Linked DNA regions of Homo sapiens: region 1 is linked to region 2. A link is a contact called in ENCODE Hi-C data. All regions are on one chromosome and are shown on one strand. The core of a region is the stretch at or near the end of the contact, and the rest is flanking DNA. Distances in the headings are between cores, read along the strand shown. Region 1 holds the start of MIDEAS-AS1 (MIDEAS antisense RNA 1). Region 2 overlaps TTC9 (tetratricopeptide repeat domain 9).

Region 1 (5,186 bases), core at 2,055-4,554, 3.1 Mb before region 2:
TTCGCAGTAAATTAATTATATAAAACTGACTGTGCAGACTCAAAATTTGGGGCATTTGGCATTCTTGCAAAGCCAGACTCTAGGAAACATGCCCATTGCTGAACACATTGGATGTGGTTTAGGTAGCAAAGCAAATGACCTAACAAGGAATATATGTGCTGAGCCTAGTTCCTGTTAAATTAATAGATTCACGTTCTGGCACATCCACAACCTCACAAGTCATAGCAACCGGATGACGGCATGGCAACACAGCAGCTGCGGCCACTGCACATGAGAAAAATCAGAGCCTAGTGTCTCTGGAGGGAAAACAGAAACGGCCTCTACAATTGCTGGCTTGTACTGGATTGACTGAAGGGAGGGAGCCGTGGGGGCAATCACAAGTAGATTCCTGCCCTGGTCAGGGATGGAGTATGACATCTCTCCTGCTTCCTGAAACTTTGTTTTATATTTTAAAAGTAAATAATTTGTTCCAGCCAGAGAGGAAATGATGCTGAGAGAAAGACACCATCACGTGGACAGAATGTTCTCCCTCGCCCTGGCAGCAGTGTGGAGGTAATCCTTATCAGAGATAGTCCACGACTTGCTCTTCAACAGCAGGACCACAAGCCTTTCTTCCTAGTTTTTTGACCCTCCACCCCAACCAAAATCGCCTACCCCTTCTGGCTGCCAGGGTTGAAGGCCCTTCTTGCCAACTCTCCTTCTAGGACAAAGCCCTGACTCCACAGCCACTGTTTGGGCCAAGCCCTCAGGGATCAGGGTAAATGCCTGGAGGAGGAGGAAGAGGATGCCTGGACAGATGTCAATTCTGGTGACACAAAGACATCTGTATGTGCTGTCAGGTAGGTGACACCCAATACCAGGGCTGCCTGGGACCAAGCAGGAGTCCACACCCCCGACCTAGTTTAAATTCAAGAATGACCCTCGCTCTGCAAAAGGACTGAGAGCTCGGCCTTCTGTTCTTGGGGTTTGTGTTATGCTTAGATCTGGCTCTGGCCCCTGCTTTCCTTTCCATGTTCTATCAGGAAGGCTGTGCAGGGTTGTCACTGGGTCCCCAATGATTCTCTACTGGTCTCTGTTATTTGTGGCCATGTAATGAATTCCTCAAAACACAGCAGCTTAAGACAACATTTATTATCTTATAGTTTCTGTGGGTCAGGAATCCAGGCAGCTTAGCTGGGTGCCTCTGCCTGAAGGGCCCGAGGGAGGCCCTTCAGCTGTTGGCTGGGGTTGAAGGTCTTATCTGAAGTCTTGATTAACATGGGGGGAAGGAGAGGCATCCCTTTCCAAGCTCCCTCAAACGGTGGTTGGCAGGCCTAGCTCCCTTTCTACCAGGCTGCCTTAGGACGTGGCAGTTGGCTTCCCCCACAGTGAGTGTTCCCAGAGAGTGAAAGGCATAGAGAGGACCCAGTATGGAAGCCGCATTTTTTTTTTTTATAACCTAGTCTCAGAAGTAAGATCACATCACTGGCCATATTCTATTTGTCAGAACTCAGTCAATGGATTCAGCTTACACTTAAGGAGGGAGGATTATACAAGGGTATGAATACCTGGAGGCAGAGATCATTGGCAGGGGGCGCATCTTAGAGGCTGTCTACCACATCCTCCACTTGGTGCCCTGGTACTCCAGCAACTGCCACCTTACATAGAGAAAAAAGCAATGTATGTGTAAGTGTCAGGCCTTCACACATTTACACTGTCTGCTAATTACTCCTGGGCATGCAGAAATACTGAATATTCATGAAATTGTGACTGAAAATTTGGAATTGCATATGGAACAAAAAAAATATTCAGCTCTTGTTTTAGCAAATATGGAGTATCACATGATTGCCTTTAGAAGCCTGGCTAACATATTCTCTCATTGGTTGCCTTAAGCAGAATGCACTAAGGAATTACTTCTATTTATTCCAAAATTGAAATGGGCAATCCCTTCACCATCTCCCCACAATAGCGTGATGTAAGAAGAATTTCAGGGAACTTTAATTATTGAGTCTAATGATGCAGTTATTTCTCAAAGCAGTATTATTTTTCTTGCATTGCACATTTTGTATTTATAATGTGCCATTAATGTCTTAGTAAAAATCAGAACTAGGGCGTAGCAGCTGCAACGTGGAGGATTTCATGTTGCTAGGAGAGCTTCGATCTTCATACGCCTATCTTTGGGTGAGTCTGTGGCTTTCCATGAGAGATTAACACAGACCTGGGGATCATTTCCCAAATGTCATTTTCCATCAGTCTTACATCCACCTTTCTGAACAAAGCCTTCACTCAAGTTTATGGTTTCCTGTGTTTTCATAAAAAGATGAAGCATTGAAAGGGGGGAGGTTTTATCTGGCCAATGTGCTAGGAGAAGCAGTATTTGGGGAAAAAAGGAAAATTGTTGAGCCCTAACTGATGCTTTTGAACCACCTATTAAAAGGTCCCTGTTTTCCACGACAAGCTACAATGAAGCTAATGTTTCTGTTATGAAAGCCCTTCACTGCAGTTTCGAATGTCTTTTTTTTTTTTTTTCACCAGCAAAGGCTAACCCCGTTTTTTCTCCAGCCTTATGAGATCAGGAGTTCTTCCTTGAAGACTGCTGTTTAACGACTTGGTTGCTACTTATCTTAAAGGTGGCTTTCCGTTGTACTTTTTAATAAGGTGAGCACATTTATTTTGAGCAATGATAAATTTCAGGATTACTATTGCCTGAAGCTGCCCTTCTCAGGCCTCCACCCTACCCTCAAAGTCACTTTTGACCGGTGATGAAACACAGAATGCATCAGACTCTATTTTCTGTGAGTTGAGTGTAAAGAGGTGGAAATCGCGGGGGAGGATTAGAACAGAAACCATTCTGCAGCCCCAGCTTGGGCGTTGAAATAGCCCCCAGAAGTGTGATACGTGGTAAACGTCTTGCTCACTTATAACCCGTAGAAATGACGAGGGACATCATGCAGACTTTTAGAGAGAACGTGGGGACAGGGACCCTTGTTTTAAGGCCCACTTTAGGCATTAAGAACACATAGAGCACACTGCTTTCTGACATGACCCTTTTAGCCCCAACACCAAACGGAAAAACTTTTTCTTTCCCCTCCCCCACCGCTTTGTTTGTGTACTGGTGTTTACCCTGGAACCCCAGCTTTCCGGGGACCCTGAACCCCACCACCACCTTCCAGACCAGCCTGAGAGCAGGGGACTCCAGCGCGGGGCCCCGGATCGCACTTCGGCGCGGAAACGACGCGGCTGGAGCGAGGCTTCCCTCCCAGGGCGGGGGGTGCAGGCTAGGCGGCCGGCAGCGCAGGGCTGCCCGCTACCCCGCAGCCGAGGGCGCGCAGAGTGGGGAGACGGCGCCTGGGGCCAGGGGCGCGCGGAGCCGGGGGCGCGGGCGGGGCGGCTGGCTGCAGGGCCCTGCGCGCCACCGCGCGAGCCGCTGGGTCACAGCCCGGGCCGCACAGCCCGGGCCGCACCGCCCGCTCCGCGAGGAAGTGACGACTGCGCCGTCCCGAGAGCAACAAAGTTAGAGTCTGCGGGCCGCACTCGCCTGCGCCCCGCACCCCTCCGAGCAGCCCGGGGATCCAGCACGCAGGTAAGCCGCGGGCTCGGCGCCCCCTCCCGCCACCGGGCGCCGGCGTGGGGCTCGGAATCGTTCCGGGGCTCGGGCTGGGCCGCGCGGGCGCGGATGTGGCGGGCCGGGTTGGGCCGGGCGCTGGGGTGCCGGGGTGCTGCAGGGAGGGAGCTCGGCGGCCGGGGTCGGGGCGCCGGGCTGCGCCGGTGTTGTCGCCGCTTTGCCGCGGGACTTCAAACAGCAAGGGCTGCAGCGGGGCCAGCTCCAGGCGCCGTTGGCCTGAGGTAGGGTGGGGGGAAGGGGCTTTCCGGGGCCTACGTCTGCAGCCAGCCCTCCGCCCAGCGCCTCCATCCCTGCAGGCTGGGCGCAGCTCTCGGCCCCTGCCCGGTGCTTCCCTGGGAAATGACCTCTTCCTCTTCGCAGCCCTTGTCGAGGGCGCAGGAAGGAAGTTAAAGGAACTTTCCCCGGACTTTTATTTGCTTGGCCTTCCTGGGACGAAGAGCAGAGTAGCTCGGAAGTTTGGGAAAACAACCCTACGCATTTTCAGAAAACCAAACCGGAATTGTCCCCAAGCCCCCTTGAAATGAATCGCTCCTGACTCCCCCTTTACCCTTCCCAACCATGTCCCAAACCTGACAGTGATCGCTAAGGCCTAACACTTTGCAATTTAGCCATAAAAACTGTCAGCACACCCACGTACATATGTGAGTGTTTTCTATATAAAACTCAGAAACCCGCTTCCAGCGGACTCTGTGGCATCTCGTTCTTTTCTGTTTCCTAAAACTGCAAGGGCTGCAGGAATGTGCTGCAGGAACTTTGACGGTGGTTCCCGTCGCCCTCGGTAGCCTCGTGGCGCAGGGTTTTTTAAAGAACAGCTGAGAAGTTTGGGACATTCCTGCAGAGTAACTAGGGGCTGGCGGCCCGGGCCAGTGGCGAGACTGCAACTGTAGCGGCGGCGGCGGGGACACGTTGGTGTGTGCAGGAAAGTGCGTCCGAGCCGTGGAGACTCGAGATGGGGTGTCCTAGAGGTTGAATGGTGCAGTTCCTAGCAGCAGCTTCCTGCCGGCCTGTAATTACAGCGTGATTGCACAGTCAGGCATTGTTGGCGTGGATGTTTATACACAGGCTATTGTGCAAGACCTCGGTAGTGGCGAAGAAAACGCAGCTTTGCACTGCAAATGCCCAGGATAGATCTGGGTCTGAGCTGCAGTCTCCAAATTCTTTTTGCCCTTTAACCCTAGCTAGGTGATTTATTTCATTACCTCCCTCTCACTTTTGACGACTTGTCCAAAGCCTGAGATGTGGGGTGGACTCGGGAGGCCACTGCACTCCTATCTTAGGCAGCCTGAAAACTATCCCAGGAACTCTACCCTTATTTGTCTCCGGAGAAAATGTGGGATGACGTCAGTAGGAAAAGGAGATGGGAGATGGCTATCAACCTCTCTAAACGGGAAAGCTGTTTGAATTAGCAAAATTGCACGGGTGGCTGGGTTGGGGCTGAGTTGCAAAGAGGACTCGTCAGACCATGTGTGACTGAGCTGGCGTGCTAGACTTTAAGCCTGGAAGTGTCAGCTGCAGAAACTTAGTAGGTGGTAGGTCCTAATTCCTTTATTGTGCTGGGCAAAGAGGAAACGTGCAAGTGGTA
Region 2 (5,454 bases), core at 2,532-5,031:
CTATCTTTGCTTAGCTAGTGCTTGCAAAACTAACCCCCCAATTATTATTTTTTACTTGAAACTTTTATTGTGATAATTGTAGATTCACCTACCGTTGTAAGAAATACTACAAAGAGACCTCCCATACCCTTTACCCATTTTCCCTTAGCGCTAATATCTTGTAAAATGATAGTACAACATATTGGCTATGATATTGACACTGATAGAATCCACAGATCTTATTCAGGTTTCCCTAGCTTTACTTGTACCCAGTATGTGTGTGTGTGTGTGTGTGTGTGTGTGTGCGTGTGTGTGTGTTTAGTTATATACAGTTTTATCGTGTGTAGGTTCCTCTATCATCTCCTTCCTGTCCCACCACTTCCTCTTTAACCCCTGACAACTGCTAACCTGTTCTCTATTTTTAAAATTTTGTCATTTTGAAAATATTATATAAATGGAATCACATAGCATGAAATCCTTTGGAAGGCGCTTTTTACACTCAGCATAATTTCCTTGCAATGCATCCAAGTTGTTAAATGCACCAATAGTTCATCCTTTTTTAATTGCTCTGTAGTATTGCATGGTATGGATGTACTACAGTTTGTTTACCCATTCATCTGCTGAAAGATATCTGCGCTGTTTCCAGTATTTGATTATTACGAATAAAGTTGATAGGAATAGTCAGGTATAGCTTTTATTTCTCTAAGATAAGAGCTCAAGAGTGCAATTCCTGGATCATAAGAGAAAGAATTTCATTTCTTGTCATCAACTATGATGTTGGCTTCAGTTTTTTTTTGCAGATGCTTTTAACTGAGATCAGGCAATTTTGCTCTATTTCTAACTTGCTAAGAAATTATTATTTTTTAAATATCTGTGAAATTATAGCACATCCTTGCCTAATGGTAATGCTTTGCAGAACCTGTTAGGGGGTCTCTCTAATGAGTCAGATCTACAGGTACAATCATCAAATGTGCCCTTTAGTTTTACAAAGAATAAAATTATTTTTCATAGCTACATTCTCAAATCAGGATCATTACTGTTCTTTATGAAATGCGTCTCCCTTGCTCTTTCAGACAAACATCTCTAGAACATCTTTAAATTCTCACACAGCACCTACCACAGTGGTTATGCCCAACTGGCAGCAAGACCTAACATATATACGGTGTTTTACAACTCATTTAACTTTCATGGAGACTCCGGGAAATAGCTATTATTAGCTCTGCTTCCAGGAGCTGAGGCTTGGGGAAGTTAAGTGACCCGCTGAGCCCACTTAGCTCTTATGGGGAAAGAGCTAGTGTTTACTTAACCCCAAATCCCATATTGGTTCCAATCCAACAGAGCTGGTGGTAATGGTGGAAACCCGGACTGGCTGATCTCTGAAGGTCTTTATCAAGTCTGAGGACTGAGAACTCTGGCTCAGAGAGTTAGCACCCTCCAAGTGGCTGTTTCTTTGTTTGTTTGTTTGTTTGTTTGAGATGGAGTCTCGCTCTGTCGCCCAAGCTGGAGTGCAGTGGCACTATCTCAGCTCACTGCAACCTCTGCCTCCTGGGTTCAAGCAATTCTCCTGCCTCAGCCTCCCAAGTAGCTGGGATTACAGGTGCCTGCCACCAGGTCTGGCTAATTTTTGTATTTTTAGTAGAGATGGGGTTTCACCATGTTACCCAGGCTGGTCTTGAACTCCTGACCTCAGGTGATCTGCCCGCCTCGGCCTCCCAAAGCACTGGGATTACAGGTGTGAGCCACCGTGTCTGGCCCACAAGTAGCCGTTTCTTTGTTCACTCCAATACCTATTTCTCCTGCCTGCTGCCCAGAGAGTCTCCCACTACTGCTGCTGCTATTTCTACTGCCAGGAGCTGTTTGGCTTTATCTAGGGGGCTAAATCTCCTTTGATTCCATTCACATTAATTTCTGACCTTCCACTTTTCCATTCTAGTATGTGCTTGCACTAGATTCAAACAAACACTGTCAAGTGTGTCTTTTGTTTTCTTTGTTTTAGCAACACTGTCTTTGGAGATCTCTCCTTTTCATCATAACCAAGCTGCTCCCTTGAATCCCTCTGATTCTTCACATGGATGCCCCACCTTTGGGATCACTACCAGAGCTGCTGCTTCCCACGCATCATCACTACACAATTTCGGGTAGGCACTCTTAGTAAACTTAGTCAATAAGGATTCACTCATCGTGGCCTGTGCCCAGGGCTTCATAAGGAATATGGAAAGCATTCAAGAGATATTGATATCTTCAAGGAGTTTATATTCTTTTTAATTACCCTCTGTTGGCAAAAATAGCTGTCAAAGTGGCAGGTAAAAGAACTGCATGGAAAGTCAGTATAAAATCCTGTAAGCTGAAAGCTTACATTGACAGTCCTTTAAAGCATATAGGAATCTGCCCAAGGGAGTTGTAATGCCAAAGCTTAAGGTCAGCTCAGCCCTTTGGCACCAATCTGGGTGCTATGGCAGAACACTTAGAAGTTATCCCACCTATGGCCCCTTACTCTCACCCTTGACTTTGGTGTAGTAGACAGAGAGGGAGAAGGCAGTAGTGAAAAGTTGGTAGGACAGAGCTGTTGTTTGCTGGAATCTTCATTAACACCCCTTCCTCAGTCTGGAAGCGGGACTTTGGAGTGGCCAGATTGGCCATTTGGAATGTGAAGATGAGTGTATTCCCAGAAATATTCAGAAGAAACCCATCGCCCCATATTATCTTTTCCTTCTCAGCTCTGGCCAAGTACACACGTCACGTTCATTGGCAGAAACTCTAAGCCAGAATGGGAAGACCTTAGAAGCCAGAGTTCTATCCTGTTCTCTTTTTGGACATTAAAGAACGTCTCCCATTTCAATCCCCTCTCCTGCCCCAGAGACATGTTCCCTGTTCCTATTGCCTCTCCCACCATCTTTCCCTCATGTCCTCAGATGTGTTTGGGGATAGGATAATTAACAGGCACATGTATAGCGGAAAGAGCACGTCTTTGGCAGCATTGTGCTGTAATCACAGAATGCTGGAAATAACCTAAGTATCCATCAGTAGATTAGTTAAATAAATAATGGGACATTGGTGCAATGGAACATTACACAGCCATTACAATCATGCTGTGGAACGGTGAAAAATATTTTCAATGAAAACACTGGTGGAAAAACATGAAGGTTGCTAAAGTTTGTACAGTATAAACCTGAATGTTGTGAAAAATAAATGTGTGTGTGTGTGTGTGTGTGTGTGTGTGTGTGTGTATCAGGGTGAAGAATTATTTTTTCTTTTAAAAGTTCTGCTCCTTCTGTATGGGTGAAGAATTTGTAATATCTATAGCAGAGTTTAAAGGAATAAATTATCTTTTTGGAGGAGACTGGCTTCATCAACTGCTTCAGGTGGGGAAGGTGAAGCTTAGAGGTCAGTAGCAGGCACACACGTAGATGAAAAGATGCCCAGACTGCTTTGTATATGAAATGAAGGGAATCTGAGAGTGGGGAAACCTAAGAAGCTGAGAGGAGCTGGCGGGGAGAAAGAGTCCAAGCAGCATGGCGGGGAGCTGGAACCTGCCAAAAAATGTGAGTGGTCCATTTGAAATTCCTGGTGGTCTGATGGCCAAATGAGTTTTAGGAGGAAGAATTTCTACTATTCAATTTTTGAGATGTAAACTCCTTCTGCATCTCATAACCTTCAGTAAAGTCTAGTGAAATTATACATCTGGGTGTAGTGGTGCTGTGGAATGTGAAAAGGAAGTAGCAGCAACAGGAAGTCGAGTGGCCCCTTGGTTGTCATGCAAACAGAGTGAGCAGCATCCTGTGGGAGGGGAGGGGAGAAAAGACAGGAGGTCCCTGCAGTGGCCCCAGCCCACGTGAGAACAACCCCTTGTTTCCTAAATACACTGGGAAAGGTAGACCTGAAGGGGGTTGGCTGATGTTTGTTTTACATATAAATGATCATACACCCACACGGAAGAAAAACGGCAAGGAAATAAACCAAAACGGTTAACTGTTGTCATCTTGGGGTGGTAAATGACAGAGTTTTACCTTCTTCTTTGTTTTTTTTTTTTTGTTTCTTGAGATGGAGTCTCGCTCTGTCGCCCAAGCGACGCTTGGAGAGCAGTGGCGCGATCTCGGCTCACTGCAACCTCCGCCTCCCAGGTTCAGGCGAGTCTCCTGCCTCAGCCTCCCGAGTAGCTAGGACTACAGGTGCACGCCACTGCGCCTGGCTAATTTTTGTATTTTTAGTAGAGACAGGGTTTCCCCATGTTGGCCAGGCTGTTCTCAAACACCCAACCTCAGGTGATCCACCCACCTCGGCCTCCCAAAGTGCTGGGATTACAGGCGGGAGCCACTGAGCCTGGGCTGCTTCTTTGTAATTTCTTATATTTTCAATGCTAAATTAAATTTAGCCTAAAGCTGCCTCCTTACATAGTCTAAGTTTGGCCTAAAGGTTTCTTTGTACATAAGGAACCATAGTAAACTGAAAACTAGCTGGATGTGTAAACAGTCTGCAACCTACTCTTATGCCAATCAACTGAGTTTTAGCCAATCAAAGGCAACCAAGTGTTCAAACTGAGTTCAAATAAGGCAAATGCAGAGCTGTTAAGTATCAGCTGTTTCTGTACCTCGCTTCCATTTTTTTGTACGGTGGCTTTCCTTTTTCTGTTTCGTAAATCTTCTTCCACCATGTGGCTGCACTGAAGTCTCTCTGAGCCTATTCGGGCTTGGGAGGCTGCCCGATTCACGAGTCATTCTTTGCTCAATTAAACTCTGCTAAATTTAATTTGTCTGAGGTTTTTCTTTTAGTATCAATAACTTCTGCAACTATGATGCTTTACTTTTGTAATTAGAATTTTTTTTTTTTTTTTTTTTTTTTTTTTTTTTTTTGAGACAGAGCCTTACTGTTGCCCAGGCTGGAGTGCAGTAGTGCAATCTCGGCTCACTGCAACCTCCGCCCCCAGGTTCAAGCAACTCTTCTGCCTCAGCCTCCTGAGTAGCTGGGACTACAAGCATATACCGCCACGCCCGGCTAATTTTTGTATTTTTAGTAGAGACAGGGTTTCACCATGTTGGCCAGGCTGGTCTCAAACTCCTGACCTCAGGTGGTTCACCCACTTTGGCCTCCCAAACTGCTGGGATTACAGGCATAAGCCACCACTCCCGGGCAGAAACTATTTTTAAAAAGTCACCACTAACCATTATCATCCCTTCAGAGAGAGCTGGGGGATGAGGGGAAGAGGAACTTGGGAGGAGAGGTGTGAAAAGGGATTCAGAAGGGTTTCCTAGGCAGAAAGCACTGCCTCTTCATGGGGCACTGTTCTGGGGATGCTTAGGGTCATGAGGGACCCTGGGTGTTTTGGTGGAGGAGCAGCTGTGAGCGGATCCAAGGGACACACCTGCTAGTGCTCTCACTCCCAAGATGCCTGATTAAGCCAAGGACTTTCTTCATCCTACCCCAATAAGGAAGCTCAGTAAGCTGGCATCTGCCTGATGCACAAGAGGGTGGGTGGGG

The links. A loop is a pair of places that touch in the nucleus more often than their neighbours do. Pooled maps may share reads with other maps.
Region 1: a pooled map shows a loop between it and region 2 (3-fold over the local background). The contact joins the promoter of MIDEAS-AS1 here to the enhancer-like site in region 2. A Hi-C loop is called at or near these places in 2 of 37 single-sample maps with no recorded cell type and 4 of 50 pooled maps.

What each region holds. Positions count from the first base shown.
Region 1 is chr14:73,785,478-73,790,663 of GRCh38, reverse strand. It overlaps MIDEAS-AS1 (MIDEAS antisense RNA 1), which reads right to left and starts at 3,304. Exons shown (of 3, transcript NR_109995.1): 1 at 3,155-3,304; 2 at 1,548-1,637. It also overlaps a transcript of MIDEAS not described here. RefSeq lists an enhancer at 2,630-2,679 and silencers at 3,030-3,089, 3,170-3,219, 3,270-3,859.
Region 2 is chr14:70,653,963-70,659,416 of GRCh38, reverse strand. All of the region lies in intron 1 of TTC9 (tetratricopeptide repeat domain 9), which reads right to left. Among named protein-coding and RNA genes, the nearest start is that of TTC9, 15 kb to the right of the region's middle. RefSeq lists enhancers at 4,677-4,736, 5,310-5,454 and a silencer at 4,797-4,936. Within about 2 kb of position 3,781, at least 8 of the 41 ENCODE cell types and tissues checked have a DNase peak (open chromatin) inside an H3K27ac peak, as active enhancers do.